2 separate regions of the Homo sapiens genome follow, and region 2 is linked to region 1. Evidence: read pairs that join two places in POLR2A ChIA-PET (ENCODE). Cell type or tissue: OCI-LY7. All regions are shown on one strand. Each heading gives the region's core, and the rest is flanking DNA. Links, peaks and the distances in the headings are about the cores only.

Region 1 (16,517 bases), core at 5,630-13,629:
GAAGTGAAACCATTATTTAAAGGTGTCTGTAAACCAAACCAATACATATTCATTGAAGTATAATCCACAAAAATTTTGAACTAGGACAATGATTAGTAGGAAACAGTGAACAATTTTTGTAGAAGTACAGAATAATGTTTGAGATGACGGATATGCTAATTACCCTCATATGATTACTACACATTGTAGGTATTGAAACATCACTATATGCTCTATGCATATGTACAACTATTATATATCGATTTAAAAAACTAATTTAATTTGTTTAAGCACAGAATAAGAACATCTGGATTTAAACATATCTCCACTACTTAAATGCTGCACTGGGCTTAATTTCTTTTACTTTTATAAGCTCATTTCTTCACACATAAAATTAAATAGTCAAAGTAGGTAGACCTTTATAAATAGGGACCACATGACTCAGACATGTTCAAGTAAAATCTATGAAAAAGTTTTGATTCAAAGTCATTTAATAGACATACATTAATGGACAGACTCTCATCTTAAAGTCACTTACTCAAACATTTCAGTTAAAAAAAAGTTTTTGGCAGTTATCTATATAACCAAAGGTTATATACCACAAAGGTTTTCTTGCCTTTGTGGGTAAACACATTTACACTCCAAAATTATTATAGTCATTGGTATCTCCCTGTGGGATCTGAATACATGGGGATGCTGGAGGAAATAGTTAAGTTTCTTATTACCCATGGCTTGATAATTGAGCATTTGACCATACTAGTCAGCCATTCTCTTCAGAGAGGTGATGTGGGTTTGACCACACTCAAAAACTAGTCCTAGCCATTTGTACTGGAGGGAGCACAAGAAAAAGAGTAAAAGCTCTTAAAACAAGTCTGTCTGTCATAATATCTCCTTGGGGCTTCTCTTTGGTCTGAGAGCAACTGTTGCAGCTTTCAGGTAAAGCAATGAACTCATGACGTTCTACCAAGATCTTGCCAGGCTTCATGATTCAGTAACAGCTCTGAAATAAGGCAATAGCATCCCAATTCTTTGAAAAAGCTCACTTTGTGCTTCATGAGAGTTTAGCTCTGCTTCAGAATATTACCTAAGAATGAAGAAATATTTACTCACTAACATGAAAACAGAGAATTGAGAGTTGGAATGTCTCTCTCAATTTCCATGTTAATTTTTCCTTGTTATTTTCCTTTAAGAATATTATGAACGTATCCACAAAGGATCACAAAGTCAGTATGAATTCAAGTAGAGAAATAAACGAACCTCTCAAAATGCCCTTTGCAACAATTGGCAATGATGTCAGTCTTCTCAGCCATTTGATATCTTCCCAGCTGATAGATGGGTCTATTGCTTTAGCCACATATGCAGCAAGTCCACTGTCGTCTCCAAAATTTTCCTCAGGAGAAAATGATAAAGTACTGGTTTCAAAATTTTTCATCCTAAAATAAGAAATGCATAAAATGAGAAATTTGCCAAATTAGAAATACGTTTCCAATGATTCATTCAATGAAAAATGTTACCCTTTTCAAATCAATTGGCTGTTCACTGCTCATTTATCTATAAGTCAATTGCACACATATTTTCCATATTTTGATGTAGGACTCTAGACTAAATGTGATACTCTAGTGGTCTTAATCAGTGACCTAAATTTTATTTTACATCTTAGGCTGTGTTTACACAAACAAATCTGTTTCAAGAAAAAAAAATGTGTTCATATTCAAACATCTCATTTTTAAGCCAGTTTATGGATATAGACAATAGAGTTGACACGATTTTCAGCCAGCAATGCAAATTAATCACAATTTAAAAAGCATTTTTATGGTGCATTATAATTTACAAAGGGTTTTGTATGCCAAAATTATCACAATTTTTCTTTAAAAGACTCTTAGAAAGTAACATTGATACTCTATGATTCCCATAGAAAATAAAAACAGAGGTACAAAATGAATTGCCTCAAATATAGAACTAGCTAATAGCAGTATTTGAGCTCCAAACTGGGTCCCTTGACTTCATTCCTAACACTATTCTCTTTGCTCAGATCTCAGTTTCCTCCTGGTTATTGCACCTGACCTCAGGAAACCTTCCAATGCCCTTGTAGAAAATTCTAGAAGAGGTTGGAACCGCAGTAACAGGTGTTAACATGACTGTCTGTTGCCCCTGTAGACTCCTTCTTGCCTGCTATTGCAGTAGTGATGGTGGTGGTGGGCATGGGAGAAGTGGGAACTGTTTCCCAGCAGATGAGTTGTCACCTCTTGCCTTTCCCTCCCCCTTTTAGTTGTTCTCTCTGAACTTCTCGGTCTGCTGACTCAAACTTCTCTAATCTTCCAGACAAGTTTGACAACGACAAGAGCTTTTCAATTATCAATACCTTCATTTCTCTGCCAGTGGTTTTTTCTTGCTCCTGGGCCTGAGTCACAATCCACACAGCAGACTGGAGGCATTAGGGATGTTGAAGTGTAAATACCCCAGCTCCCTCACCGCTAGGTAGACTAACTCTGAGATAAATTCTGCCTAAGTTCCCAGAATTTTCCAGCAGGGTTAAGCTTCAGTTGCCCCGACTGTAGCTGTCTTGGTATTATGCCCTTTGTTCAATGCCTTCCCTCCTTTGCCTCACTTTCCTACTCCTCTAGCAGTATTCCCTTCACCTTCCCTATTAACTACTTGCACTGAAATCATAGGCTCACAGCCTGCTTCTAGGAGAACCCAACCTGAGACAAAGTACCACTGAGTTGCTTCCTTCCCGTATGACTATTTTTGTTGACCCAGCTTAGCCCAGTATTTCTCTAACTCACCTCTAAGATTCTGAAGCTGGCTTCCCCTGTGCCTGAGGTCTTTTCTCTTGGCCTAATATCCTGGCTAGATTTTGGCAGTTCCCCACTCTAGGGGCAATGTCTTTTCAGCCTGCACCTCTGACTCCTAGCTGGATGGATGACTTCAGGATACACAATAGAATCATTCCTGTGACTTATCTGCCCACAGTCCCAAATTCAGTTGCAAACTTCTCCTGAAAGGCTGTTTTTGAATAATGACAGTGACTGGACTCACCTTGCTCTTCTGCATACTATTAATTCCCCTGCCAGTCAATCTCCCTTTTTTTGGTCAAAGTATAGTTGTATGTATATTGATCTCTGGCTTAGTCCCATCTCTTTCTTCCCCTCCACCAGTTCTGTCATTAAATGTAGAGAAGATCATGGAGCCATATAAAAATTTATATATCGGCTGGGCGCAATGGCTCATGCCTGTAATCCCAGCACTTTGGGAGGCCGAGGTGGGCAGATCACCTGAGGTCAGGAGTTCAAGACCAGTCTGGCCAGCATGATGAAACCCAGTCTCTACTAAAAATTCAAAAAAATTAGCCGGACATAGTGGTGGGCACGTGTAATCTCAGCTACTTGGGAGGCTGAGGCACGAGAATCGCTTGAACCCGGGAGGCGAGGTTGCAGTGAGCAACTCCAGCCACTGCACTCCAGCCTGGGTGACAGAGCAAGACTCTGTCTCAAAATAAAAAAAAAAAAAAAATTATATATTATACTAGAAGAATCTAGGCACACTATTTAAAAATTATTTTTAACAATCATGACTTCCTTTAATAGAAAACTATGATTTTTTACACTTTAGAGTATTTTAGCTAACACAGCTGGTTATGTAGCTTAGGTGGCATATATTGTCATAAAGATATGAACATTCCTATCCCATATAACTCAATTCAAGCTATTAACAAGGCTTTCTCAATAAGGATTGAATAGTTAGTCCTATAGTTTCACGGACTCAGATGGCCATTTAAGATCATAGAAAATTTCATTGAGTCATATGGATGCCCATCTAGTCATTGGGCTTTGGTGGGGATTTTAGCTGAAATGCCTGGTCTTTCTTTTTATTTAAATCAAACCACTTAGGATTGTACATTATATCATAGTCCTTGGTCTTCTATGGTCACCCTAATTTGAATAAAGCTAACCGCTGGTCAATAAACACATCTTTACCATGGAGACCTATTTCATTACATACAAATGATTAAATGATAATAAATTCCAAGCTTTTAAATAATATTGTTAATAAGAAAAAGTCCAGTCTGTCTATCCCATAGCAAGACCGGGAAAAGAAAAAGAAAAACATCTGTATGTGTATGTAGTCTGCATGGCACCCCACCCCCATCCCAAACAAGCTCCAGTGTTTCAGCAGGGGTGGGGTGAAAGGGTGAAATGGATAGGAAAAAACAGAAACGTGGATAAAATTATATAAATAACTGTTGTTATTCTTGGATGGTGAAATGCGAATCAACACTTGAATGAATGTTGCCTTACAGAAATTTCAGTGCACAATGAAGCCTTGTTGTTACTCTGAAACTTTGTTCAAAGCCAGAAGCCAAGAAAAAGTTTTCAGATATCTTGACAGAGACCCACGATGGAGTGTTTTACCAAAGGCTCCAAAAGAAACCTCCATGAATGCTATTTTTATTCGGATTATGACATATATATATATATATATGTATATATATATATATATATATATATGCTTAAAGTGGCTTCTGATAACCAAAGTATTCCATTTCATAAGAAAAAAAGGGGTGAGATCAAAATAATAACACTATTACTTAGGGCTTAATTCTCCAAATCCTGATCTGTTTAATGACGCAAAGGTGAGAAACAAGATTTCTTCTTTGTAAGGTACTCATTATCTCTTGAGTGGCACTCAAATATACTTTTTAATATAGAAGTTGTTTTAGCTGTTAGTAATTTAGCATCATAAAAATAGTAACAACTGCTAATGTAAGTTAAACATTATTAAATAACCAATAGTAACACTATTAATCATGAATATTGAGTAATACATAATATTATTTATTATAAGTATTGATAATGCAACATTAAAGATAAAGCCACATAATTCCGTCTTGGGAAACAAAAAAATAACATGACCAGTAGAAGCTACAGCATCAACACAATATGAAAAGAAAGAGATTGAAAGAGGGGCTCATAAATACAGACACTGATACATGGGCCACCAGCCTTTAATTCTGTGGTTCGGAAAACACTTGTGTTGAGAACACAGCCCTGGTAATTTCTTCCTCAATGTGGCTGCTAGAAGAAGGTTCAGGGAATGAATTTTGAGTTCAAATCCCGGTTCAGCCTCTTACTAGTTATGTTACATTGGGAAAATCTTGTATGTTCTAGTATATTTTATCGATTGAGTCAACAATTACTTATTAAGCATCTACTACATGCCAGTGTTTTCAATGTTTAAGATATATAAATAAATAAAACAGTTAAGAATCCCTGCCCATGGTAAGCATAATCAATAAATTACAAAGTGTAGCAGAACATAAGCACTATACAAAGCCAAGAAAAAAGTAGAGCAGATTAAGAGAGATGTGAGTTTTCAGAGACTCAAAATGAAACTTTAAGTATGTATGGTAACCAGCGTTGGCAAAATTGAGAAGCTACCTTGAGAAAGAAATTAGTAGAACTGTGTTTGTGGTTATTTGTTACAACAGCAATAAAAATAACATGAAGGTATTATATTACAGTTCCAAATGTCAGAAGTCTAAAATAAGTCTCACTGGACTAAACTCAAGATATCAATAGGGCTGTATTTCTGGAGAATCTAGGGGAAGCCCTATTCCCTTGTCTTTTCCAGCTTCTAGATACCCCCTGCTTTCCCTGGTTCCTGACCACATCATTCCAACCTCTACATCTGTCATTTCATCTCTTTCTCTGACTCTGACACTCTTGCTTCCCTCTTATAAGGACCCTTTTAATTATATCAAGCCTACTGATAAAAACAGGAAAAATCTTCCCATCTCAAGCCCCTTAAGTTAATCACATCTGCAAAGTCCCTTTTGCCACATAAAGTAACAGGTTCCCGGGATTCACTCATGGACACCTTTATCCTGCCATACTTATCAATGTGAATGATTTCTTAACCAAAAATTTAAGAGGCTATTGTGCCATTTAAGAGGCTACTGTGCCAAGTCCTCCACTGACCTCTCTCCCCTGCCCCCACCCTGTTATCTTGCTCATATTTGCATCTCTACCATCAATTTTTATTGTGGTTTCCCAATATAGACATGTATATCCATTCCTAATGTCAAGACTCAATGGAAGTGAGGCTATTAGTCATGCGTTGATTCTGCGAATGACTGTTACAGACAGAGGGAACAGCCAGTGCAAAGGCTCCGGGGTTCCAGCATGCCTGGCATATTGAAAGAACCGCAGGGAAGCCAGAGTGCAAGAGTGGGTGAGGATGTGAGTGCTACGCAGTGAGGCAGAGGTCATGGAGACCTATTCACATTGAGTCTACTTTAAAGCAGGCCACTTTAATCATGAGAGACCTGAGAAGACAGTGGCAGGCTGATCTGTTTTAGTGTGATATATTCTGGCTGCTGCGATCAATAAATCATTTCTGGGCTTAAGAAAACATGTCACTGGCAAATCATAGAAAGGATAAGTGTCATGATTTACCTTGATCTTAGTCAATGATCAGAAATTACTTTTCTTCTCTTTAAACTGCCTTGGCACTGCACCGAAGGGCCAAATCTTAATTCAGGGTAAATGAACCATCTCCATGGGGATATGGAGAAAGAAAAAGTTCCTGCCCCAAAGCCTCAGGAATCAGTCTACTGAACTGGCTTCATTCCTTGCTTCTTCCAAGAGCAGATGAGAAGTCTCCTTACTCCCTCTCAGTTTCAGGAACCCCCTTGCCATTAATAATGTATACACATACATGTGTTTTGCATATGGACCAAGCAGAGACTACCAAACCTCTGAACTCTTGCTGGGCCCAGATGCCAAGAGACAGGACCCTCCCCCACACTTGGGCAGAGGAAGTAACAAGGGCTGGAAGGAGCCATGCTTTACAGGCTCATTCTCCTCTGGATTTCCTGCCTCCCTTGCCTGCCAAACTTCACTTATGAAAAGCCAGGCTTCACTTTCTATGAGTCAGGTCAGTTGCAGAAAGAAACCGATTTCATATCAGGCTATAACAGATGAGCTTTTGGGGTGTATTTGGCCTCAGGCGGAAGCCTGGACCTCCCGTTAGCATGCTCTGCCTTTAAGAGCTGAATGTGGGCCACTGAGGAACTGACCAGAAGGCACTGGCCTACTCCGAAGTCCACTAGGACAAACAACACCAATGTGCACTCTGAGGGGCTGGGGTACACCCAGCTGCGGGGTGTTTCCCGTGTTCCCTATAACCTGGATGTGTTGCTCATTATTTGATCATCTTCAGACCGGAGATGTGACAAGCTAGGAAGCCGCAGCCAGTTCTATGCACACCGACAGCTGAAAAGAGTCTTTGTTTCATGGCCCGTCACATCATCTGGGAAGGAGCCCAGGAGCAAAAGAAAAGGGGGGAAAGCAAATCAACCTTCCTGCCACTCACTGAGTAGCCCCAGCAGTGAAGAAGCAAGAGGTACCTGCCAGAATTAACAACTGTGTCATCTGCACCCCATCTAAGTAGATGCCTCTGTGAAACATATTTTGGTATCCAGAACAAGAAAGTATGTCTTAAGTTAAAAACAAAACAAAAAACCCTACTGTACTTACTATTGTTGTTACTATTGTTAGTAGTAGTAGTGTTAAGAGATGGAGGAAAAGGAAGAACAAATTCCTTTTCAAATAGCCAAGGGGAAATAATGAGAAATGTTTCCTCTAAGAAGCCTCGATAGTGGGAAACTATTTAGAAAGTCTTTAAAAAAAAAAAAAAGTAGTCAAAATAGAGAAATAATGTAAATACGGGATTCATATTGGGGGAATTTGAATCCATCAGCTTTCTGACGAATTTGGCAAGGAGTAAGACTATGTCAGAGGCTTTTGTTTTTGTTCTCTTTAAACACAGGTTGTTTAGGTAACCCTGAGTCTGGGATATGTGGAACAGTTTTATTGGCCAGTTTGGCAGGGAGAGCACTTTCTTTTTCTGTCATTGGTCTAATCCTGGTGCCACATACAGAAATGATATCCTAAACCAGCCTGGTAGTAACAGGGAGGTAACATCACACAGCTAATTCACACATGGCTCAACAGCAAGATTTTATGCACAGTAGTTTATTCTCACATAGGCACAAACACAGTAAAACTATGTGAAACTTATACAAGACTGCAGCAACTTTCGTGGTGAGATTCACTCCACAGTCACTGAAATAGATATGAAATTCCAGGGGAATATTAATTTGATTTTGGATCTTTTCATTTTTTAATATTTTAGAAGAGTAAACACAGTATGTTTACATGTGGCTTCTTTCGTCTTTTATCTTTTTTCAATTTTGCTAGCCCTAGTTTTTTGTTTTTTTTTTTTTTTCCAAATACAATTCAAACATAGAGTAAGCAAGGGCCTCTGTGGCATGAGATCTGGGAACACAGGAAGACATTCCTCATCATCTTACATATTCTGATGGATGCTGTAGGAGTCCATCATAAAAATGTCCTCCATTAAAACTAAGATTTTGATCCCTTTTAAAATACTTATAGGCCTGAGGTACATTATACATTCATATGAAAAATCCAAGAGCACATTTTGGTGGAAACTGAAGGAAGGAAAATCTGATGGGGAAAAGAGGTGTATAGCTTAAGGAGGTTTGAGTCTTTCCCAGAGACTTCCACTCAGTTTCCAGCTTTGACTCAAGATGATTGTAATCCCAAAATACAACCAGGAAAGAGATAATAATTCACAGCTTGTGGACAGGGTGAATGAATGACCTGATGAAACCTTTATAGTTCAACATCAGATTATGTGATATATTGTTTTTGCTAAGATGAATGATTTGAGTGAATGAATCAATGAATCTTGACCCATGGATGAACCACAGTGAAAGGAATATTGCTGAAAGAAGAAGTAGACAGTGAGGGATCAAAGATGTGGCTTTTTTAAACCTTCATTATTTTCTTTCTTCAATCTTCTTAGCCTTAGCTGTCCCATGTACCATTAAAAATAAAAGGTAAAGGTGGCTCTTTGACTTTAACAAAGAAATAGGGCACCAGGATGATAATAATAAACTGCTGCTTGGGCAAAATTCAGTATCTTCCATCTGTATAGCAATTCATACTTCCCAAAGCCAAAGCCCTTAATGCACTCTGGTCTGAAAATTTATTGGACTTTTATAGAGGCCATTTCTGTTTCTATTGTGTATCTCAAAAAAAGTGATGTCTACAAAAGGGATGTGATTAGCTGAAGATTAACTAGATGTTTAGCAACGTTGCTATCAGTAGAACCCAGACCCTAACATTCCCAGTCAAGATCCCTTTCGCCTCAGCTCGGGGCCCACATGATCATGGTTACCTGAGTTGTGGCGGCAGTTTGAATCTGTTACGCACATCATCCAGACGGTTGCCCAGGTAAGGTGTGTCCACTGTCACAAATATGGCCTTGTAGCCCATCTTCTCTGCCTGCCGCACTAGCTTCTTGGTGACTTCTCGGTCCTTGTAGATATACAGTTGCAGCCAACGAAGTGCCTCAGGACCAGCTTCCGCCACTTCTTCAATTGAGGAGGTGGCCCAGGAACTCAACATCATGCCCGTTCCCAGGGACTGACAGGCTGAGAAAGAAAGGGGATGATCAAGATGGGCCTGGCATTGCTTACCCTCCCAAACCTTTGAATTGTAGTTGGATGAGTAAAGACATCTAGAAGGGCAATTTGGCAATATGAAGTCAAATCTCTTAAAGAGAGAAGAAAGTCTGGCCCATACCATCTATTTCCTGATTCTACCTCCTCTGATACAAATGGCTACTGGAGTTATTTCTGCTCAGTGTTTATTTTCCAATGATTAGAAATATACATTTCTTTCCACACTTTGTATATTGTTCCTGAAGAACAAAATAAATCCAATAGTCAAAGGTGTCTGTAAATACGGGCAAAAAATATTAAGAACCTGAACATCCAGCCTTAGGGGATTGGTTAAATTGTAGGTCATATATAAAATGAAATGAACACACCCATTAAAATTAATATTATTGCTGGGCACAGTGGCTCACGCCTGTAATCCCAGCACTTTGGGAGGCTGAGGCGGGTGGATCACCTGAGGTCAGGAGTTCGAGACCAGCCTGACCAACGTGGTGAAACCCCATCTCTACTAAAAAAACACAAAATTAACCGGGCGTGGTCATGGGCGCCTGTAGTCCCAGCTACTCAGGAGGCTGAGGCAGGAGAATCGCTTGAACCTAGGAGGAAGAGGTTGAAGTGAGCTGAGATTGCAGCATTGCGCTCTAGCCTGGGTGACAAGAGTGAAACTACATCTCAAAAAAAAATAATATTATTATGATAATCAATTTTCTGCATCAATATGCTAAACCATGGTGCCCAGATATTTGGTGAAACATGTCTGAATGCTGCTATGAAGGTGTTTTTTAGATGAGATTAACATTTTAATTAGTAGACTACAGGTAAAGCAGATTATCCCTCATAATGTGAGTGGGTCTTATCTAATCAGCTCAAGGCCTTAAAAATAAGTCTGTGAAGGAGAATAAGAAGAAGGGGAAGGAGAAGAAGAAGGGAAAGGGGAAGGAGAAGGGGAAGAGGAAGGGGAAGTAAGACTGCTAAGAAAAAGAAGAATTCTGCAAGGAGCCTGCCTTCAGACTGGAACTGCAACATCAACATTTCCCTGGTAGCTTGCCCACCTACTCTGCACATTTGAACTTGCAAGCTTCCACAAACACATGAGCCAATTCCTAAAAATGTCTATCTATGGATAGGTGTTTTAGAGATAAAGATAGAGATAGAGAGATAGACTTATGTATGTATCTATCTGTATCTATCGAGAGAGAAAAAGATGAGAAATCTCCAAGGGGGAGATCCTATTAATTCTGTTTCTCTGGAGAACTCTGGGTATTACAATTTTAAAATAATATAGACATAGAAAAATGTTTATGATATATAGATATATTAAGGAAAGAAAAAAGTTTACAAAATGACATGTATTACATGATATCAAATTTGTACAATTCTACTTATTGGTAGATGAATCTAAACAAACTACATGCTAATGATGGGTGGGAGAATTATGGGGTTAGTTTAATTTTTTTCTTCCTTTTTAATTTTAAAATTTTGTCTTTCAAAATTGTATTAAATATATAGTTTACCATTTATGTTGTCTTTTAAAATCTCATAAAATGTGTGTGCTAGATATCCCAAGTAGACACATCCTTTTGAGCAAGGTAGCAGTTACATTTTGGGGGGAAAGGTAGCAAGAAACGGGCAAATAAATGGAAAATTAAATAGAGTCATCTAACTAATAGTTTTAGAGGGTACTTGAGAGAACATGAGTGATAGGTAGGCTTTCTTCCAAAAATTGGTAGTAAAATTGGAGTAAAATTGGAGTCAGCCTTAGTGGAGGAGAAACTGATATAATGTTTATATGCAATATATAAAACAGTCAAATCTGTTATAAAGTATAAATATATTAGAAGTATAAATATATAAAAGTATATTATGTAAAACTCTATTCCTTCAAGTCATTTGACTCATCTGTGTGCCTACCATGCATCAAATGGGTATAAATATACTTGTCCAAATGACACTCACAGGATGTTGATAGGAATCCAGTGAGTTGCTGCTTATAAAGCTATAATGAGAGGTTAAAAAGCTTCCATGATTCTCAAACTTTAGCAGGACAATCCCCTGGAGGGCATGTGAATGAAACACAGATTTCTGGGTCCCACCCACAGAGCTTCTGGTCCAGTAAGTCTGAGATGTGGCCCAAGAGTTTGCATTTCTAACCAGATTAGGCTGATGCTAGATCACACTTTGACATTTAAATAGTACCATAGCCATTAGATAGTAAAGGTCTAAGTTCAAATGAAATAAAATGTATTTTGTTTTTGATAAATGTTAATTTTTCAATGCCTTTGAAGATGTTTTTCATACATGTTCTCCCGGTCAGTGGTTAGCTACAGAAGATCTGAGTTGGAGGTCATCATGTCTATAGATCACTAGTCTGTTCTCCCAAAGAGTTCCTTCTATAGGAATTCATGACTGGCAAAATATTGTCTAAAACCCACATTTTATTAAGTAAGAACACAAATGAACATATAGACCATTGTCTGATTTTCATTAAGATTTGGAAATGTGGAAAATAAATTCAGGTCACTTACTGCTGTTTGAAAGGAACACCAAGGGACATTGATTGCTTGGATCAAAATCCTCCAACAATCAATTCACCTGAAATAAATTATGTCCTGGCCAGGGTTGGTGGCTCTCATCTGTAATCCCAGCACTTTGGGAGGCCAAGGTAGGCAGATCCCTTGAGGTCAGGAGTTCAAGACCAGCCTGATCAACATGATAAAACCCTATCTCTACTGAAAATACAAATATTAGCTGGGCGTAGTGGCGCATGCCTGTAATCCCAGCTACTCAGGCGACTGAAGCACTAGGATTGCTTGAACCCAGGAGGCGGAGATTGCAGTGAGCTGAGATCACACCACTGTACTCCAGCCTGGATGACAGAATGAGACTCCCTGTCAAAAAAAAAAAAAAAAAAAAAGTCCTGAAGAGGATGTTACCTAAGGTCACACAGAAATGAGCAACAAAGTAGGAGAACTCAGCATGGCTGAGCACTCTCCCAGGGCAATGATCTTTCTAGACTCCCTACATGTCTAAATGACTCCCTGGTACCATGCCTAGATAAATGTACTCCCTCAATATTTCAGGGCAGTGACATCCAAGAGAGTAGGTTTGCCATGTGCATGAGAGACACTGCCATGCATTGGGAAGGCATGGAATCTTAGAATCCAGTGGGAAGGTCCTCCGTACACTGGAGGTGCAGAGTGTGGATGCACAAAGGGGTCTGGCAGAGAAAATCACTCAGATGATAGGGCATGTTTTTGTAGTTAATACAAAGACATCATGTAGTCAAGCAGCAGCTCTGCCAATAGGAACATCAAAATCCACAAAAGGATTCCCTTGAACTCATGAGAAATATCTACAGACACTCCACACAGATTACCAAAATGCTGCAAAACACACATAATTTCTACTTCTCTTAAACCATCTGACTTGCAGGAAATGTAAGCCCTTCACAAACATTTTACCCAAATCACTTGGGTATGCATATTTAGAGAGAAGCAAGTTTGGTCCATACCATCTATTTCTTGATTCTACCTTGATACAAGTAACTGCTGGAGTTATTGCTGCTCAGTGATTATTTTCCAATAAGTAAATCATACATGGCTGAAATTTTGAATTGGCATCCCCAAAATTATTCCAAGAGAATGCTCCTGCATGTAGGAGGAATATCAGAGTCTGTGCTAAGGTATTATCATTTGAAGCTAAAATACTAGTCCTAGGAGAAAACAGGAGCAAAACAGCAGGCTCCCTTCTCCCCAGAACAAATATGAGTGATCACTCTGATCTCAATCCACTTGTGACTATTTGCTATGACAAAGGAAAATTATTGATGAATTACATTCATTATTTTTAATACAGTTTTATGTTAGAATGAGCTAAGGGAGCCTGGGAATTTATATGAACCATTCAGAGAGGCAATAAAGAATTTGCCTATTTCTTAAGGACAGATCTGAGATGAAGTTGGTACATACCAGAATGGCAATTATGTTTGTTAAAATATTAAAATACTTACACTCCAATTGGTAAATAGCCACGGCTCTGAAGTTTATCACCCCAGCCCCCGAGTCTCTTCAATATGTCGTTGTGCTTCAATATGTCATCACTTCCTTTTCTCCCCAAGGAATCCCCAGACTTCCTCATAATCCAGCAACTTAAACATCAGTGCCGGCAGAGCGGGGGGCATCCACCCTGTTAGAGCGCTAGAGACCAGCAGCTGAGTATCTCTTCCAATTGCTCAAAGTCCTTTGCTAAATAATTCAAATATTACCTTTGCCTGAGAGACAATGATAAACCCTTTGAGTTCACACTGCTCATTTTGGGGTAATACTTACAAGCTTCAAAATTTTATAAATGGCGTAGCATGGTCAGACTTCATCAAAAAGTTCTGACTATCGTTATCCTAGCCTATGGCTTGAAAGCACAAATGTTTTAAGCCCTTTTACTCACCTTATCCATTGTCCACAATGAAATTCTGACTCCCTGCTCCCAAAGCAGACACTGTCTCATTGCATTTTGCAAAGGACAGGGGTTGGATTTCATTCTTGCTCCCAATGTGTGGCTATGTATTAGACTGTAACGGAAGATTCCAATGATATGTGTTGCAGTTTTAAGATGCCTGGCAAAATGGAGCTCACAGCTGAGGTCATATTAACATAAAGGCAAAACCTGGCTCTTGCCTAGAATGAAGTTCCCTAATGTTGATCCAAATCTAAAAATCTTGGCTTTTGTAATAGACGGTATATCCTAAAGATGAAATACCTAGGAGCCTACACCATCAAGTAACACTGATCTTGTATGAAATCCCAGGACTCTCTTCTCTTACTCACTGACTCTTTCATTGTCCTTAAGACATATCTTCAAAGATAGACACCTACACTTTTAATGTTACAGATATATTCAGACTTTATTCGTATGTTTGGCATTTCTTTCTCTTCTTTAATTAAACAGTGATACACTGTGCCATTGCTATAAGGAAATTGCATATGACACACACACACACACATACAATCACTAAAAGGGACACTGGCCAGGTCTCAGGTATTGAAGCATCAAAGATAAGGCTACCTATATAAACTGGGAGATAAAACTTTCATTTCAGAACAACAACAGGGTAGAATGGATTGAAAGCCTGTCCTAGAGTCCCAGTCTTGCCATCCATGAAGTACGTTCTATCTGCACAATTGCTATAGCCACAGCTGTTCTGCCTACTTCATAGCATTGCAAGATCATCTACTGGGGCAATGTTTCTGAACGTTTTCTGTGTAATCTCTGAAGCCATGCAATTGTAAAGGGTAAGGTGAGAGGACGCCTAATGCATTTGGAAAAATAAGTTCTGGATAGCTTTGTATGTATTTCTAATTTTGCCAAGGACCTGAATTTCTTAATGTCATTATTTGTTAATCTTCTCCACAGCCAGCTTTCCTTTGCAATTATTTTTAATTTATTTATATTTATTTTTAATTGGAAAATAGTAATTGCACATGTTTATGGGGTACAAAGTGATGTTTTGATCTATGTATACATTGCAGACAAATTTAGACAAGCTAATGACCATATTCATCACCTCACCAACTGATAAGGTTTGGCTTTGTGTCCCCACCCAAATCTTATCTCAAATTTTAATCCCACGCATCAAGGCAGGGAACTGTAATCCCCATGTGTTGAGGGAAAGAGGTGATTGGATCATAGGGGTGATTTCCTCCATGCTGTTTTCATGCTAGTGAGTGAGCTCACACGAGATCTGATGGTTTTATAAGGGACTCTTCCCCCTTCACTTCACACACAGGATCTCTTACCTGCCACCATGTAAGACATACCTGCTTTCCCTTTCACCATGATTGTAAGCTTCCTGAGGCCTCCCCAGCCATACAGAACTGTGAGCCAGTAAACCTCTTTTCTTTATAAATTACTTAGTCTCGGGCAGTTCCTTATAGCAGTGTGAAAGTGGACTAATACACCAACTTACCATTTTTTTGTAGGGAGAACATTAAATACCTAATCGTTTAGTAATTTTAAGATATACAATACATTACTATTAACTGTGGACACCATGCAGTACAATAGATCACTAAAACCTATTACTCCAGTCGCACTGAAACTTTGTACAACTTTGATCAATATGTCACTTTCCTCATTCTTTTCCTTCCTCTCCCAGCCTCTGGTAGCCACCTTTTTATGATCTGTTTCTGTGAGACCTACCTTTTTAGATTCCACATATAAGTAAGATCATATAGTATCTGTCTATCCATGTTGTTACAGAATTTCCCACTTTTTAAAGGCTGAATAGTATTCCTTTGTGTACATACACCTCATTCTTTATCCATTCATCTGTCAATGGATACTTAGGTTGATGGCATATCATGACTATTATGAATAATGCTATAACGAACATAGAAGTGCAGATATCTCTTCAACATGCTGATTTCAATTCCTCTCAATAAATATCCAGAAGTAGAATTTCTGGATCATATGGCAATTCTATTTTTAGTTTTTTAAGGAATTGTGTGAAACTAAAATGTTTCTGCACAGCAAAGAAAACAATTAACAGAATCAAGAGACAACACAGGTATTGGGAGAAAATATTTGTAAAGTGTATATCTAATGAGTGCTAATATCCAAAAAAAAAAATAAGGAACTCAAACAACTCAATAGCCAGAAAACAAATAACCCAATTAAAAAATAGGCAAAGGACAGCAAGAGAAACAATCAAAGGAGTAAACAGGCAACCTACAAAATTGGAGAAAATATTTGCATACTATGCATCCAACAAAGGTCTAATATCCAGAATCTTTAAGAAACTTAAACAAATCAACATGACAAAACAGATAACCCCATTAAAAAGTGGGCAAAGGACATTTGCAGATACTTCTCAAACAAAGGCATAAAAGAGGCTGATAAATATATGAAAATGATGCTCATCATCTCTAATCATCAAAGAAATGCAAATCAAAACCACAATGATATACCATCTCATACCAGTCAGAATTACTTT
Region 2 (16,517 bases), core at 4,897-12,896, 500 kb before region 1:
TCCCACCTATGAGTGAGAATATGCTGTGTTTGCTTTTTTGTTCTTGCGATAGTTTACTGAGAATGATGATTTCCAATTTCATCCATGTCCCTACAAAGGACATGAACTCATCATTTTTTATGGCCGCATAGTATTCCATGGTGTATTACTAGTAATGCCGTGTTTTTTTTAATACATGAATTGGCAGCTTAGAGTTTCTCTTTGCTAAAATGTCTGTTATAGACTTTGTTTATTTCTCTCTTCTTATGTATAGATTTCTTGTTAATTTGCTCACTTCATATATTTTGGATAATAATATATTTATTTACAATTATATTTGTGTTTACACTTACATTCATACAATTTCTTCTGGTTGATAAATAAGCTGACTATCTTCTGTTTTCCTTCTGGATCTACTCTCCATCTTTCTCTACACTGCTTTCTACCTGAGAGACTGACCTTGTTGTGGCTGATCTGTATGGATGTATTTTCCTGTCTAGTTGGGCCAATAGGACCAGTATCAAGAGATAGGGAGAAAAGAGGGAAGTGAGAGTATGTATTTTGGCTCCCTCTTTGTGTAGTTGTCGTCATCTGGCTGCATCTTTTTAATGAAAAGCCATTGTTCCTGTTAGGCATTCTTCTTCACGAAATGAAAACACCTCGTCCCGCCTTAACTTGCTTGACAACTAGAATGTGGCAGAATGATGGTGTGCAACTCTTCAGTGTAAACAGAAGTTTCCATATATGTAGGATGGCATGGAGAAACAAAGTTTGGAAAGCAGCAGGAATATTGGAGAAAAATAAAATCACTAAATATCTTAGCTGAAGCACAAAACTGGGAAGTCCCCACAAATCCACCAGGAATAACTACAATTCTCAGAAGTCTCTGGCAAAGCTCTCACCTACTCTCTAAGCCTGCACCATCAAAGAGAGTGTTCCTAAGAAGGCTAAAGCTGATGAAAATTAACATCTCTTTGCCTGAAGAACATCCTGAGAAATGTTCCCAGCAGCTCTCCTGAAATTGGTAGATGATATTTGACAAGGGAAATATTAGTTTGTTGTTTTATGAGATTGTAATACATACGTATAAAATATGTAAAATTACATATATATGTAGACATATATATATGAGATTGATTGATATAGTGATTGATGGAGTCTCCCTGTGTTGCCAAGGCTGGTCTCGAACTCCTGTGCTCAAGCAATCTTCTTGTCTCAGGCTCCCAAAATGCTGGAATTACAGGCATGAGAGTGTATGTTTAACTTAAAAAGATCATCTCAGAAATTGACAGTGCAGACTGTCACAGTTGGCAAACTGTTTTTCTTCTGAGCCTAACAGTGAATATTTTAGGTTTTGAGGACTGTGGTTTCAGTGGCTGCTCCTCTTTACACCATTCTCATTCTTTTTAACAACTCTTTAAAACTGGAAAACCCAATCTTAGTTCTAATGCTGTACAACACTAGTTACAGGCCTTTGACTGTGCCCATCATTTTTTAAATATACCTTTGGCTATTAGATATTACCATATGACTTTTAAGATCAGATATCTGTCTCTGCAAAAAAAAAAAAAAAAAAAAAAAAAGATAGTAGAAATTTTGATGGGAACTACACTGAATCCAGAGCTCAATTATATCTTCTTTAATTTATTTCCTGAGCATGCACACAGCGTTACACATCTGAGTGGCCTTCTAGGTTCCCAGGAATACATCAAAGCTTTGGAATGCCCCATGGACATCTCATTCCTCAGCTTTTCCTTTTGAGCTTGTTTATTAGTCTATGAGTTTTGTACCAAATGTTATTAATTGTTTCAGGCAGCCATGACATTAAAACCATTTGCCTGTAAAGGTTTTTTTGACAAACAGTCACTCAAGAGGGGCTTTTAGCACCAAATGAACACTGAGTCAGGTAATATAAAGACAACGGTTACACATGGTTAATTTTGATAGATGTTGCCAGATTGCTGATCCAAAATTCTATAAAATTTACATTTCTACCAATAGTGGGTATTACTTGTAATGGTGACAGTTTGATGGGTGCAGAGATACGTCTCTCCACTGCTTTATGTCCCATCTAGCTACAATGCTCATGTCTAAGATATTCTCATAATTTGTTTCTTCACCTCCTTCAGGTGTTCAACTGTTTCATCAGTTAATCTTCACTAATCCTGCTACATTGAAAATTTAATGCATAACAGGCAATGAAATATTTTCAAATGAAACAATTATTTTTAAACTTTTTAATTTTTGTCAAATTTAAACATGCATATGGTTTAAATTTTCAGAAATATTTGTAGGACTTATAATGATAAATGTCAATCTCCCATTTCACTCTTCTTACCACCTAATTCTCCCTTTTCAGATGTAACCACTTTTAATGCATTTAATTTTTTCTACTGACATGTCTCTTTACCAAAGGATAGTAATGTACTTCTATTTATTGAGAACTTTTTCTTTTTATGCATTGCCTACTATAGAATTCTACATCTCTTCACACACAAACATACACAATTCCTTTTTTCTCATTATGTCAAATACTAATATATAATAATTTTATTTAGTCAAATATTATATGATAATAATTATAACCACATTGTTTACAACTCATTTTTTATAATTTATAATTTTTTAGAAATAAAATTATTTGGGTTTTTGTCACGAATTCTATGTAATCCATCTCTGAGTTATTTGACAAAATTATATTTCTTCTCTTGATACTTTAAAACCCAATAATGTAACTTGTAACTTGTTTTTTCTTTTCTTTTTTTTTTTTTTCACTCTTCTCTTTTGTCCACTTGTTTCAATCTGGGCTGGTTCCTTTCTAAACTTCTGTAACGCTATCATCCCCAAATCTTCTTTTATTATCGAATCGGAATTTTTTTCAACTCTCCTGGAAGTACTGTCTCCTTCCTGGATATTGTATGTTTTTATTTTGATTTTTTTAAAGACCAACCCTCTTGTTCTGTTGGGGCATATTCTGCAGTATTTATTTGAGAAAAAAAGCATAAAAGGACAATTGTTATAAAATTGCACTTTTATAAATGTTTTTATACTATTTGCATAAACGATGGAAAGTTTGCTGGGCATAGATTTCTCAGTTGAGAGACATTTTCTCTCAAATGCTAATGCTAAAGGCATCACTCATTATTTTATAACTTCCAATTGTTGCTTAGATGACAGATACAATTATCATTTTAGATGCTTTAATATGAATAATTTCTCTCTCCCTTTCTCTTCTCTTCTCTCTCTCTCCTTTTAAAATCTTATCTTTGCTTCCAAGTTACAAAATTTTATAATAATATTTCTTAATTTTTTTCAACCTATGGTTTTGGGAATAATTATCAAGGCAAAAATCATTTACTAGTAAATCAAACGGGGATCCAGTTGCCAAAACAGAGATGAGGTAGATTAATTGCAAAAATTATTTTTTTTTCCTGATATATTTCTCCCTGTAATATGACTATAAAGTCATTGTTATCAAGAGGTGACATTTATTTCCTCACCTCTTGAATGCAGAGGACTTGGTTTGACCAACAGAATGTAGCATAAAGACTTGCATGTCCTCAACTCTCTCTCAGAACCCAGCCAAGTCACACTGGGAATAACGCCAGGTAAACCTATTGGAGACTGAGGTGTGTCATGGAGCAGAGATGAGCCATTCTCTCTGAGAAAAGCCTAGACAAACCAACACTGTAGCTGACACAGCTCACCTGGAACCAGCTAGGTGACAGAGACTCTTGAGATATCAAAATGCTTAATGCTTAAGCCACTAAGTCTTGGGGGTCATTGACTTTGCAATATCAAACATATACATATAGAATATGGTAAAAATTATTTCAGAAACAAGACCCAATCATTCAACTTGAAAAATGAGGCCACATTTTAATTATAGGCATGGCTGTGAATCTGATTACCACTTTGGACAACAGATTTTACAGTCACTTTTGCCCTTGGAGCTGAGTCTGCAAGCTGTAGGACACAGAAGTACACACTTAGAAAACAGAATATGAGAGACTCTCCCAGCTATTCCACTCCTTAAAGCTTAAAGTGCAACCCTACCCATTGCCACTCTAATGCTAAACAAGATGACTTCAATACTGGGATCAAAACTGTCAGTCAAACACTCTACCCCAAGAATTTAGTGCTCACAGCTACAAGAACTCAAAAATAATCCAAATCATAAGTTTGAAATAGGCATAGGTATAGGCACATCTAATAGTTTTCAGTAATAATCCCATCTCAACAATAGATATTCTATCTTTCATCCAAGAACAGTTAAACTGTGCACCCTAGGCATACTGAACTCTATTTCAAAGGAGGTGGAGTCTTGCCCCCTTCTCTTGACCCATGGAGGCTCATCTAGTCTAGTAAAATTTTCCCCACCTGGATTTCCCTATTAATAAACATGAGAATGTTATTGGGAGCAGGGGTGGCAGAAGGTGTTTGCCACCTCTGCACTATCATGGACATGTTGCCAACATCCATCTGGGATTCTAGAAGACAAGTTTGATAAGTAACTGGAGAAGATTGGTAAGTGAATCTATTGTGTGTGAGCTGGCACCTGCTTATCATTTATTATTTATAATTTATAAATATCAGATCAGTTTGGTTAGCTATTTTTTTAAATTATGGTTATAGTCATATGCAATATCACAGTTAAGAAATATATGCATTTTTAGCTGAACACTTGTCTCTCCTTTGCCCATATTATAAAAGAAAATTGTCTCTCAATAACAATAAATAGGCCAGGCATGGTGGCTAATGCCTGTAATTTGCACTTTGGGAGGCCTAGGCAGATGGATCACCTAAGGTCAGGCATTCGAGACCAGCCTGGCCATCATGGTGAAACCCCATCTCTACTAAATATACAAAAATTTAGCCAGGCGTGGTGGCCGGAGCCTGTAATTCCAGCTACTCTGGAGGCTGAGGCAGGAAAATTCCTTGAACCGGGGAGGTGGCAGTTGCAGTGAGCCGAGATCGCGCCATTGCACTCCAGCCTGAGCGACAAGGGCAAAACTCCAACCACCCTTCGACCCAAAAAAAAAAAAAAAAAAAAAAAAAAAAAAAAGAAAACCAAATAAATATCAAAGTTCAAGATGCTCACATTGAATAGCTAACATTATCTTAGATGTTTTCCTTTTTTAATAGAGGCATTTAATTTTTTTCCTCTCAAATGTACTCATAAACTATACTTAACGCACTTTTACATTTACACAAACATCATGTCTTATGTGTTAGCAGGCCAGAAATCTATGAGAATATTCCCTCTCTTGTTGTCATACCAAATTCAGTATAAATTAATTTTCTGAAGATCTTGCAAATGTCTCATTTAACTTGGTTTCAGACTAAATGTGCTTAATATAAATGTACACAAGTGGTCATTCTCTATTGGGAGATTCATTGAGCCAAGATGTTATTTTGGAAGGATCTTTGAGCTTTAAGTGATTCTCTCAAAAAGTATGCTACATATTACCTGCTCTGGTTAGCTGCCAAATAGCCAGCAATTTTAAATGACTACTTTTCAAAGCAAATTATTCACACCTTCCTACTCATCAGAAAGTCTCAGCTGAACTAACATTTTAAAAGACTTCTCAATTCATAATTCTTAAGGAACAACATTGAATTTTCTTCCCACTCTTCATTTTTGCTGTAACACTTTGGCTACTTTTACCACGTCACTGTAATATGCTACCAAAATAAAGTTCTAAGTTGGTGACATGAGATCAATTCTGGTATTCATCACTGTTATTCTCTATTGCTCCATCCATTACAAATCATAGAATGTTAAATAATCATTTTTTTTCTTTTTGCCTATCTTATTTTGGCAAGATGTTTTAGTCTGTCAAGAAAAAAATGAAAGCCATGTGTTTTGAGTGGGTTCCATTGCAGCATGATTCTTGCAATGAAGACATTTTATTGTGTTAATTTTCATTAAATAAAACCCTGTTGAAAGCCAGTCGTTTTCCAAAACCCATATGATTTATGGCATGTTAATTTTTGTAGGGAGACACTCTGTTTCAATTATATGGAGTAAGTGATGCCTTTCAGAACAACTTAGTAATAATATCACCTATGACAACTTTAATTTTAGACCTATACCTCAGCTGTGAGACTTGGGAACGTATCAACAGAATTGTCAGCTTCTGCACAAATTTAATCTTCATCACCTCTATGCTATGTTTAACGTCAGATGGTTGTGCTTGCCAGGGACTTCCAATAATGTGCTTCCAGAAGGCAGGCACTTCATAAACATTAAACACTGGGTTTGCCATAACTCAAACATATTATATTTTTTTCTTTTACAACCAACAGAATGAGAAGTGCTAAGGCCCTAAGGCAAATGTGGGTGCACCTGAAGGAAATGGGCTATTTCATATAGTCTTTCCTTACTCTATCTTTTTTGTATTTGGTTTACTAATCACATACTTAATGACTTATCTTTTTCTGAAGACCTTGAGTCTAAGTAAAATATATTAAGTGAAATCAATATATTTTTATTATTTTTATGGAAAAAATATGCATCAATTTCAACCCCAAGACATGAATAAATTTATAACAGATGAAAATGTATCAAATAACCAATAATAACAAATTTACATAGGTAATAAACAGTAATTTGAAAGTGCATAAATAGTGTGTACATAAAATATAATGAAGTAAAATTTATTGTACTTAATATGGTACAATGAAGCAGGTGGTGGTTGTTGAAGGATGGGTTTCAGGGAGTCATATTTTTTTGGAAGATCTATTCCTTCTGCACTATTTTTTCACTAATATTTGAACTTCTATGAGGCTTATAATTTTCTTACATTCAAACTGAAATTTAAAATGAAGTTAAAGCACAGAAGAACATCTTCAGTCAAATTAATTGCTAAACATTAAAGGGCTCAAACACATGTAAATAGGACATCCACACAACAGCCGGAAAAGTTGTGGAAGATTATACCTTTCCATTGCTTCCTCCAGTTATAAACATGTAAGGAAAATCCCTTAGCCCTCATACAAACGTGGCATTCTATTCCAACGTACTCCATATGGTGTCCTCTGACCATTGTGTCAAGTGAGTAAGTGTGATTTTGCCTGAAACCACAATGTTGAAATACAATTTTTAAAGAGCCATGAAAAGTCATTACCTGAGCAACCCTTATTGAGTTAAGTCTGTTTAGAGAGAACATTCTGTCCTTGGCTTTTGTGGTTATGCAGTACAAATGATTCTTCTGCTTCTCTTCTGATTGATATTGTACCCAGATGATGAATGCTCAGGGAAAAGTGATGAGCTAAAGCATTTAGAAAACAAAATTCTCTGTCTGCATGGAGAAATTGGAGATTCCATTAAACATTTTCAGTATCCAGTAGAATTGCTTTGCTCCTAAATTATGCTATTGCCATGAGAGGACTATTAACTAGAACAAATTTGTCACTCAGCATGTATGATGATTTCTGATCCTGTGTACAAAATGCGGAATATTAATTTCCCGAAAAAGCCTATTTGTAGTGATCAAAGGGCTATAAACAAGTGATCCCAAGAAATGATAATTTAATCCTATGTTAATCAAATGATTAGAATAGTGACTTCTTTTAAAATTTGGATGTCATTCGTGTCTTAGAAAATCATCAGGATTTTAGCTTAGTATTATTATTATTATTTAGTGAAGTTTGTTGAGAAGAATAAGAAAATGGCATCTGGAATTATAGCTGTATATATCTGCAACCCTACTTGTTAAGGTGACAGAGGCTCAAAGTGCAGGAAGCAGATAACTCATACATACCTTTAGGAATTTCACTTTTTAATACCCAAATAAAATAAATGAGCCCTATGTATCTCGAAAAGAAAATAGAGCCCGTCCTTGGAGAATCGACTTAAAATAACTGATATGGTTTGGATTTATATTCCTGATCAAATCTCACGTAGAATTGTAATCCCCAATGTTGGAGGAGGGGCTTAGTGAGAGGTGATTGGACTATGGAGGCGGACTTCTCCCCTGCTGCTCCCATGATCATGAGTTCTCACGAGTTCTGGTTGTTTAAAAGTGTGTAGCACCTCCCCCTTCACTGTCTTCCTCCTGCTCTGTCCAGGAGGAAGAAGTGCCTCCTTCCTCTTTGCTTTCTGCCTGAATTGTAACTTTCCTGAGGCCTCTCCAGCCTGCTTCCTTTCCAGCCTGAGGTACTGTAAGTCAATTAAACCTCTTTTCTTTATAAATTACCCAGTTTCAAGTAGTTCCTTATAACAGTGTGAGAATGGACTAACACAATAACCTTTTAATAATATCCTGAAAAAGAGTTCAGAAAATTCCATATGGAATTTTTCTGTCTACATCCCATTCAGAAAAAATAAAATCACTAAACATCCTTCTTTTTCTTTTGATTTTCATAAAAACAACTAGTTTTGTTTGGTAAAAGGATAGTCATTTTTTGTGCTTTTTATATTTTTATTTTTATTTTTAAAATAACTTTACCTTTTATTTTAGATTTAGGGGGTACCATGTGCAGGTTTGTTACGTGGGTATATTGTATGATGCTGAGGTTTGGAGTGCAAACAATCTTGTCACACAGATAGTAAGCATAGTACCCAATAGTTAGTTTTTTAACCCTTTCTCCCCTTCGTCTTTCTTCCCTCCAGTTGTCCCCAATATCTATCATTGCCACCTTTTTTTTTCCAGGAGGACCCAATGTTTAATTCCTGCTTGTAAGTGAGAACATGCAGTATTTGCTTTTCTATTCCTGCATGAATTCAGTTAGGATAATGACCTCCAGCTGCAACCATGTTGCTGCAAAGTACATGATTTCATTTTTCTTTAGACTGTCTAGTATTCCATGGTGTATATGTACCACATTTTCATTAACCAATCCAGCATTTGGTGGGCATCTAGTTTGATTTCAAGTCTTTGCTATTGTGAATGAATATATGAGTGCATGTGTCTTTTTGGCTGAACAATTTATTTTCTTGTGGATATATGCCCAATAATGGAACTTCTGGGTTGAATGATAGGTCACGTTCTCTAAAGAATCTCCAAACTGCTTTCCACAGTGGCTGAATTAATTTACATTCTCACCAACTGTGTATAAGTGTTCTCCTTTCTCTGAAACCTCACCAGCATTTGTTATTTTTTTTTTGACTCTTTAATAATAGCCATCTAACTGGTGTGAGATGGTATCTCATCGTGGTTTTCATTTGCATTTCTCTGATGTTTAGCGATGTGGAACATTTTTAAATATGTTTCTTGTCTACTTATATATATTCTTTTGAAAGTTATCTGTTCCTGCCTTTTCCTCATTTTTTAATGGGGTAATTTGTTTTTTGCTTGTTGAATTGTTTTAGTTCCTTATAGATTCTGGATATTAGACCTTTGTCAGATGCATAGTTTTAAAATATTTTCTCCCATTCTGAAAGTTGCCTGTTTTCTCTGTTGATAGTTTCTTCTGCTGTGCAGAAACTCTTTAGCTTAATTAGGACCCACCTGTCAATTTTTGTTTTTGTTGCAATTGAGTTTGAGGACTTAGTCATAAATTCTTTCCCAAGGCTGATGTCCAGAATTATGTTTCCTAGGTTTTCTTCTAGGATTCTTTTATTTGAGGATTTACATTTGAATCTTTAATCCCTCGAGTTAATTTTTGAATATGGCGAAAAGTAAGAGTACAATTTTATTCTTCTGCATATGGCTAATCAGCTATTCCAGTATCACTTATTAAATAGGCAGTACTTTCCCCATTTTTTTTGTCCACTTTGTCAAAGATCAGATGACTGTCAGTGTGCAGCTTTATTTCTGGGTTCTCTGTTCTGATCCATTGGTCTGTGTGTCTGTTTTTGTACCAGTACTATGCTATTTTGGTTTCTGTAGCCTTATAGTAGAGTTTTAAGTTGGTTAAATGTGATCCCTTCAGCTTTGCTCTTTTTGCTTACGATTGCTTTGGCTATCCGTGCTCTTTTTTGACTCATATTTTAGAATAGTTTTTTCCTAGTTCTGTCAAAAATGACTTTGATAGTTTGATACAAATAGCATTGAAATTGCAGATTGCTTTCAGCCTTATGGCCATGTTAATAATTTTTATTCTTCTAATCCCTGAGCATGGAACGTTTTTCCATTTGTTTGTATCATCTATTGATTTCATTAAGTGGTGTTTTGTAGTTCTCCTTGTAGAGATCTTTTACCTCCTTGGTTAGATGTATTCCTAGGATTTTGTGTGTGTGTGTGTGTGTGTGTGTGTGTGTGTGTGTGTGTGTGTCTATTGTAAATGGGTTTGTGTTCTTGATTTGGCTTTCAGTTTGAACATTATTCAAGCATTAAAATGCTACTGACTTTTTTACATTGATTTTGTATCCTGAAACTGTATTGAAGTCTTTATCAGTTTCCAGAGCCTTTTGGTGGAGTCCTTTTTTTTTTTTTTTTTTTTTTTTGTGGAGTCCTTAAGTATAGGATCATATCATCTGTGAAGAAAGATAATTTGACTTCTCCTTCTCCTGTTTGGACACTTTTTATTTTTTTCTTTTGCCTGATTCATCTTGCTAGGTCTTCTAGTTATTTTTTAAAATGTAGTAAAGCAAATAAGGAAGTTTATTTAAAAAGCAAGTACCTTAAACCACTGTTAGAAAATATTTAGTTAAACAGACTGACAGATCACACAAACACACACACACACACACACACACACACACACACACACACACCATAGGCTCTGAAGTATAAAAGAAAAAAATAAGCAAACCCTCTAGGCCTCAGATTTCTTATCTTTAAAATAAGAAAAAGTGCAGTACCTACCTATGGGGGAAATTCAGCCAGATATCAGGCAAGATTCACCCCCGATATTTCACGTAGGTTCTTTTCTATTTCCCCTAAGTGTCGGCCATTCTGAGAAATAAAGGGCCAGAGTACAAAAGAGAGAAATTTTAAAGCTGGGTGTCTGGGGGGGACATCACATGTCGGCAGGTTCCGTGATGCCCCCTGAGCCATAAAACCAGCAAGTTTTTATTAGTGATTTTCAAAAGGGGAGGGAGTGTACGAATAGGGTGTGGGTCACAGAGATCACATGCTTCACAAGGTAATAAGATATCACAAGGCAAATGGAGGCAGGGCGAGATCACAGGACCACAGGACGGGGCAGAATTAAAATTGCCAATGAAGTTTAGGGCACACATTGTCATTGATAACATCTTATCAGGAGACAGGGTTTGAGAGCAGACAACCGGTTGGACCAAAATTTATTAGGCAGGAATTTTCTCTTCCTAATAAGCCTGGGAGTGCTACGGGAGACTGGGGCTTATTTCATCCCTACAGCTTCAACTATAAAAGACGGCCACCCCCTGAAGTGGCCATTTCAGAGGCCTACCCTCAGGGACGCATTCTCTTTCTCAGGGATGTTCCTTGCTGAGAAAAAGAATTCAGCGATATTTCTCCCACTTGCTTTTGAAAGAAGAGAAATATGGCTCTGTTCCGACCGGCTCACCGGCAGTCAGAGTTCAAGGTTATCTCTCTTGTTCCTTGAACATTGCTGTTATCCTGTTCTTTTTCCAAGGTGCCCAGATCTCATATTGTTCAAACACACATGCTCTTCAAACAATTTGTGCAGTTAATGCAATCATCACAAGGTCCTGAGGTGACATACATCCTCCTCAGCTTACAAAGATGATGGGATTAAGAGATTAAAGTAAAGACAGGCATAGGAAATCACAAGGGTATTGATTGGGGAAGTGATAAGTGTCCATGAAATCTTCACAATTTATGTTCAGAGATTGCAGTAAAGACAGGCATAACAAATTATAAAAGTATTAATTTGGGGAACTAATAAATGTCCATGAAATCTTCACAATCCACGTTCTTCTGCCATGGCTTCAGCCGGTCCCTCCATTCGGGGTTCCTGACTTCCCACAACACCTACCTTACAGAATTGCAATGGAATTAAATGAGATAAAGAATCAGAAGTACTTAGCACTGTTATCTGTTATAAGGTCAATATCTAAAAACGTTAGCTTTTTTTTCTTACCTTATAGGTTATGCAATTTTACATAAGGAATATCTCACTGTGGAACTTTGGAAAAAACCTGCTTTATCATGTGGAAATCTTGTCCTGACTTTCTTGTCATTCAGTATAAATCTATATCATTATGTTTAATAACCAAAGTTAGGTGGCATATGTCTTCAATTCCCAATGGTTACTACTTAGGTAATTATCAATTATTCAATATTATAAAGAAAGATAGTGCAAATTCTGATACAAAAATCTTTTTACAATTGCAAAATGTTTCTCTTAGAGTAAATTCTTCAAAGATTTCCAATTAAAGACAACATTGCACTTTTAAAGTATACAGTGATTAACAGCTTTGTCCCCAGAAATTATATTGATTGACATTTTCTCCATCAGTGGAGACCATTTTATGACATCATCACCAATGTTCACTTTTTCTTGCTCTGTTATTCTAGTCAAGTTGACATTTCAATGGTGCTTATAACTTGTACTTTTAGTTATCTATTAGATTTACATATTTTAATGCTTACTAGCCTTTTTATTTATCTTCTTTCATGAATTCATGTTTTACATATTTCACTTAATTTTTTCCTGAGTGTCCCTGTTTTTATTCATGATATATAAAGACAGTCTTTATATGATAAATGTTAACTCATTGCCTGGTGCTTAAATATCCACTATGATTCTCAGTTTGTTATCTGTCTTTTCACTTGTTTATGATGTCTATGATTGTTTATTGTTACATGAGATTTCTAGTTTTTAAACCTCAAATTTATCAATATGTTTCATTATGACCTTCAGTTTAAACAACATTGTTAGAAGGTTATTCTTTTCCACAAAATGATGACAAATATTCAGTCATCTTTTCCTTTCATATTTTCATTACATTTTAAAAACTTTTTATATTTAATTTGTTTTAGTAAAATTAATAAAGGTCTAGTTTTGTTTTTTATTCAACCTACTAACCAGTTGTCCCAATATTGTGTAATAATCTATTTTCTCCCACTGTTTTAAAATGCCACAGTAATTATATATAAAATCTATTTATCTGCCTATGTGTGCATCTCTACTTCCTAATCTATTGATTTCCTTTCTGTTATTATAGTAACAGTATACTTTTTAAGTTACCATAGTTTTACATTAATTTTTAACAACTGGCAGACAATTTATCTCCCATAGTTTTGAATATAAAATTGTTACCACATGTCCTACAATCTTCAAGTGTTTTTCCAGAGTACTGAGAACTGAAGGAAAATTGGAGTTACTAGAGTACCCTATCAATCAATAGTCTATGATCAACTATCTTTAACATATAGTGTGATTACACATAGCAAATGTAAACATGTATACATCCACACACACAGAATAAGTTTGTGCTAGCTCAGCATATTTCATAATTTAATGCTTCTGTAACAGTAATGACTACCATTTTTGAATGCTTTATATATACCTACCACTGTCTTAAGTGCATTGTGCATGCTTTATTATTTAATTCTTAGAACAATGTTGTCAGTATTATTACCCACCCATTTGACAGATGAGGATACTAGGATTTCAAGCAGTTTTTATTTTTAATATGTCACATACAGAACCTACCAAACTCCAATGTCCATGCTCTTTTCACAATACTTTACTACTTCTCTGTTCTCCACAGAAACAGTAGAGGCTGAGACAATTATTTTGAAAAGATAGTTGAGTGAGAAATAATGCCAGAAATAAATAATATATTCGAGGAGAGGAAGACTGAACTCACATAGTCCTGATTAGGCCTCTGGATTCAGAGAAACATCAAATTTCTCAATATTTCATTACAGTCTGCTTATTTAGCTATAGACTTAAAGCAAGGGGAAACATCAACAGCTTTCAGCATGAAATATGAAGCCAAATAAACTCTCTGTCTCTTATCTCCTTAGAATTAACTTCTCCAAAAGGGGAAAAAATAATCAATGGCTTAGAAACATCACATTTATGTGTTCCAAGCAACAACAAGGAAGGAGCATCAGTACAATCCTAATAAGTAAGCGGGGAAAAATAATCAATGGTTTAGAAACATCACATTATGCTTTCCAAGCAAGACAGTCTTAATAATTAGCCACTGCTCCCCACCCACTGCATCATTCTGACTCCATAATTAGAAAGCTATGCTTGAATCTGCTTTATGTTAAGTCCTTGCACTTTAAGTCTGTATATGCACTAATGGTTATCAAATGGGCAGTTGTTTATTTTGCAAGGTAAGGCCAAGCCCACAGACTGGGTTGTTTTAAGTACTTTAAATAAACATTCTCTATAAACCCTAAAATGGTGCATTTACTATGACTTCTATAAAGAGCTCATTTACATTTATGTGGGGAAAAAATAAATAGAACAAAGAATCATTTAAACCTGGTCTTCACTCAAGTTCAATCTCTAAGTTCAAGTTGTTGATACTCCCTTTTAGACCAGGTACTTTGTGGTTGGAGTGCAAATTGAGGTGGGCCTACTAAGCCTGCAGTCAGATTACACAGGATTTCCAAGATGGTCTGGGAATCCCCTTTGGATGGTAAGCAACCCCAAGGTGGGGCCCGTTTATATTCCCCATTGTGCATGCTACACAGCCTGATGCAAGCATTGCTGGTGCCTAAGAAAGGCGATCATCTGTAGAATGTAATTTCATCCTTAAATGTCCTTGATGTAGAGAATAAGCACACATTGCCTGTACTTCTTTAAGTGGGCTTCAGTGCTTCACACCCACTTTTTTCAGTGAATGACATTAATATTGTTAAGAAGTACATGAAATCAGCCAGATTTAAGGGCACTGAAATGCCTCCAGAGAGAGAACACGTTTGTGTGAAAAACAGTTTTTTTTCTTTTAAATTGGAGGCTCCTTTGCCTGTATATATAAGGTAAGAAAGAAGCATAGAGTAAACTTTCTAAGCACTGCCTATAATGGTAACAGTGCTTACTTTCATTCTTCCTCCATTGAATAGCATTCACACTTTTTAAATAAGTTGTGAGAGTTACTCTTTCTTCAAAACCACTTTGTATAACACTTTATTACCTATTTAGAAGAGTCATTCTTCCAAAAAAGCTCAGGAAAAGTTAATAAAATACCATGATAAGATATTTTTAAAAATACCTTATATCGTAATAAATAAGAGCCTAACAAAGGTAATGTAGTTGGGTAGGAGTTGTATGAGTGTACAAATATTTGGGAATAGAAAGACGTATCACCTTCTTAAGACTCTTTTGGGTTGAGGTTAAACAACATAAACAGCTATTTAAAAAGTGAAAAATTAAGTGAAGAGGTTATTTTGCCTGCACAATATCATATAATTAGCTATGCTTATTTAACTCCTTTGAATAATTTATTCCAATGATAAATAGGTACTGACAAAGAGTAGAATGGCAAATGGAAAGAACACTTAGCAAATAATTGTTCAAATATTTGCCTTTGGCAAGAGAAAAACCTTTTAATTTTGAAATAGTTTTATATTTACAGAAAAGTTATAAAATAGTGCAGAGAGTTTACATATACCTTGATCCCCCAGCTTCTTCTAATTTTAACATTTTGCATGAATCACAGTACAACTAAGAAATTAATTAAGAAATGAACATTGGTGAAATACTAATAAATAAGTAACAGGTTTTGTTAAAATTTTGCTAATTATTTCACTAATGTTGTTTTCCTGGCCTGGGATCCAATCCAGGATCCCACATTGCATTTCATCTCTGTCTTCTTAGTCTTTTCCATCTGTGACAATTGCTTGGTTTTTCCTTGTCTTTCATGGCCTTGGGACTTTTCAAGAGCACTTATCAGATATTTTGTAGAATTATCCTCAATTAATTTTTGTCTGATGTGTTCTTATGATTAGGTGAGCTCATGCATGAGGCTGAGATGTCTCATTACTGATGATGTTAGTCCTAATTACTTGATCATTTCACTCTAACGTTATTATTTTTCCCTTTGTAATGAGTAAATATCTTCAGGGGGTGGGTACTTTGGGATTGTGTCAATATCCTGTTTCTCAAAACTTTGCCCACTGATTTGTCTCTCATGGTGGATCTTGCGTACCACCAGTGTGACCATTCTGTCTACCATCTCTTTTTCTAGTTGGGTTGCATGGGTGGACTAGCCTTCATACCTTGGTAAATCAGATCTGATAACTGAAACACAATTCTTCTTCCATGATAGGTAAAGTCGAATATAATATGATAAATCATATTCGTACTATGATAGGCAAAGTAGAATATTAGAAATTACTCAAAACTGAGTATTATATTCCTACAATAGGCACTGCAAGGACAAAAAGGCTGCAGTCTAACAAGTAACAGTTCACCTACCACATAGGCAACAGATTAAACAGCTGACAAATATCTTTCAAATTAGAGTATTTGGTCCTAAATCTCCACTCTGGAAACTGGGAGGAGCTAGAGTTTTTAACCTTGTGAAATGTGAGCTTTTGATTTTTCTTTTTAGCTAATATTGTATCCTGAGGTACCTAGATTCTAACAATAAATATATTAAAAGCAGATCTATTCAGAGCACTGCAGGTAATACAGAAAAAAATGAAACCAGGACATTGAATGTACTGAATTACATG

The links. ChIA-PET counts read pairs that join two places held together with the same protein. Peaks named below come from ENCODE experiments on the same cell type or tissue, not always from the same donor. Only the 100,000 strongest peaks of a DNase experiment are listed, where the experiment ranks them.
Region 2: POLR2A ChIA-PET joins it to region 1 with 14 read pairs; 2 of 35 experiments call an interaction of 5 or more read pairs at or near these places.

What each region holds. Positions count from the first base shown.
Region 1 is chr20:7,904,918-7,921,434 of GRCh38, forward strand. It overlaps HAO1 (hydroxyacid oxidase 1), which reads right to left. Exons shown (of 8, transcript NM_017545.3): 3 at 9,247-9,502; 4 at 1,237-1,412. Among named protein-coding and RNA genes, the nearest start is that of HAO1, 27 kb to the right of the region's middle. In OCI-LY7, for the core only: no CTCF peak of the experiment used is centred there; no DNase peak of the experiment used is centred there.
Region 2 is chr20:7,403,271-7,419,787 of GRCh38, forward strand. No RefSeq gene overlaps it. Among named protein-coding and RNA genes, the nearest start is that of MIR8062, 40 kb to the left of the region's middle. In OCI-LY7, for the core only: no CTCF peak of the experiment used is centred there; no DNase peak of the experiment used is centred there; H3K4me3 peaks cover 1,168 bases; H3K27ac peaks cover 665 bases.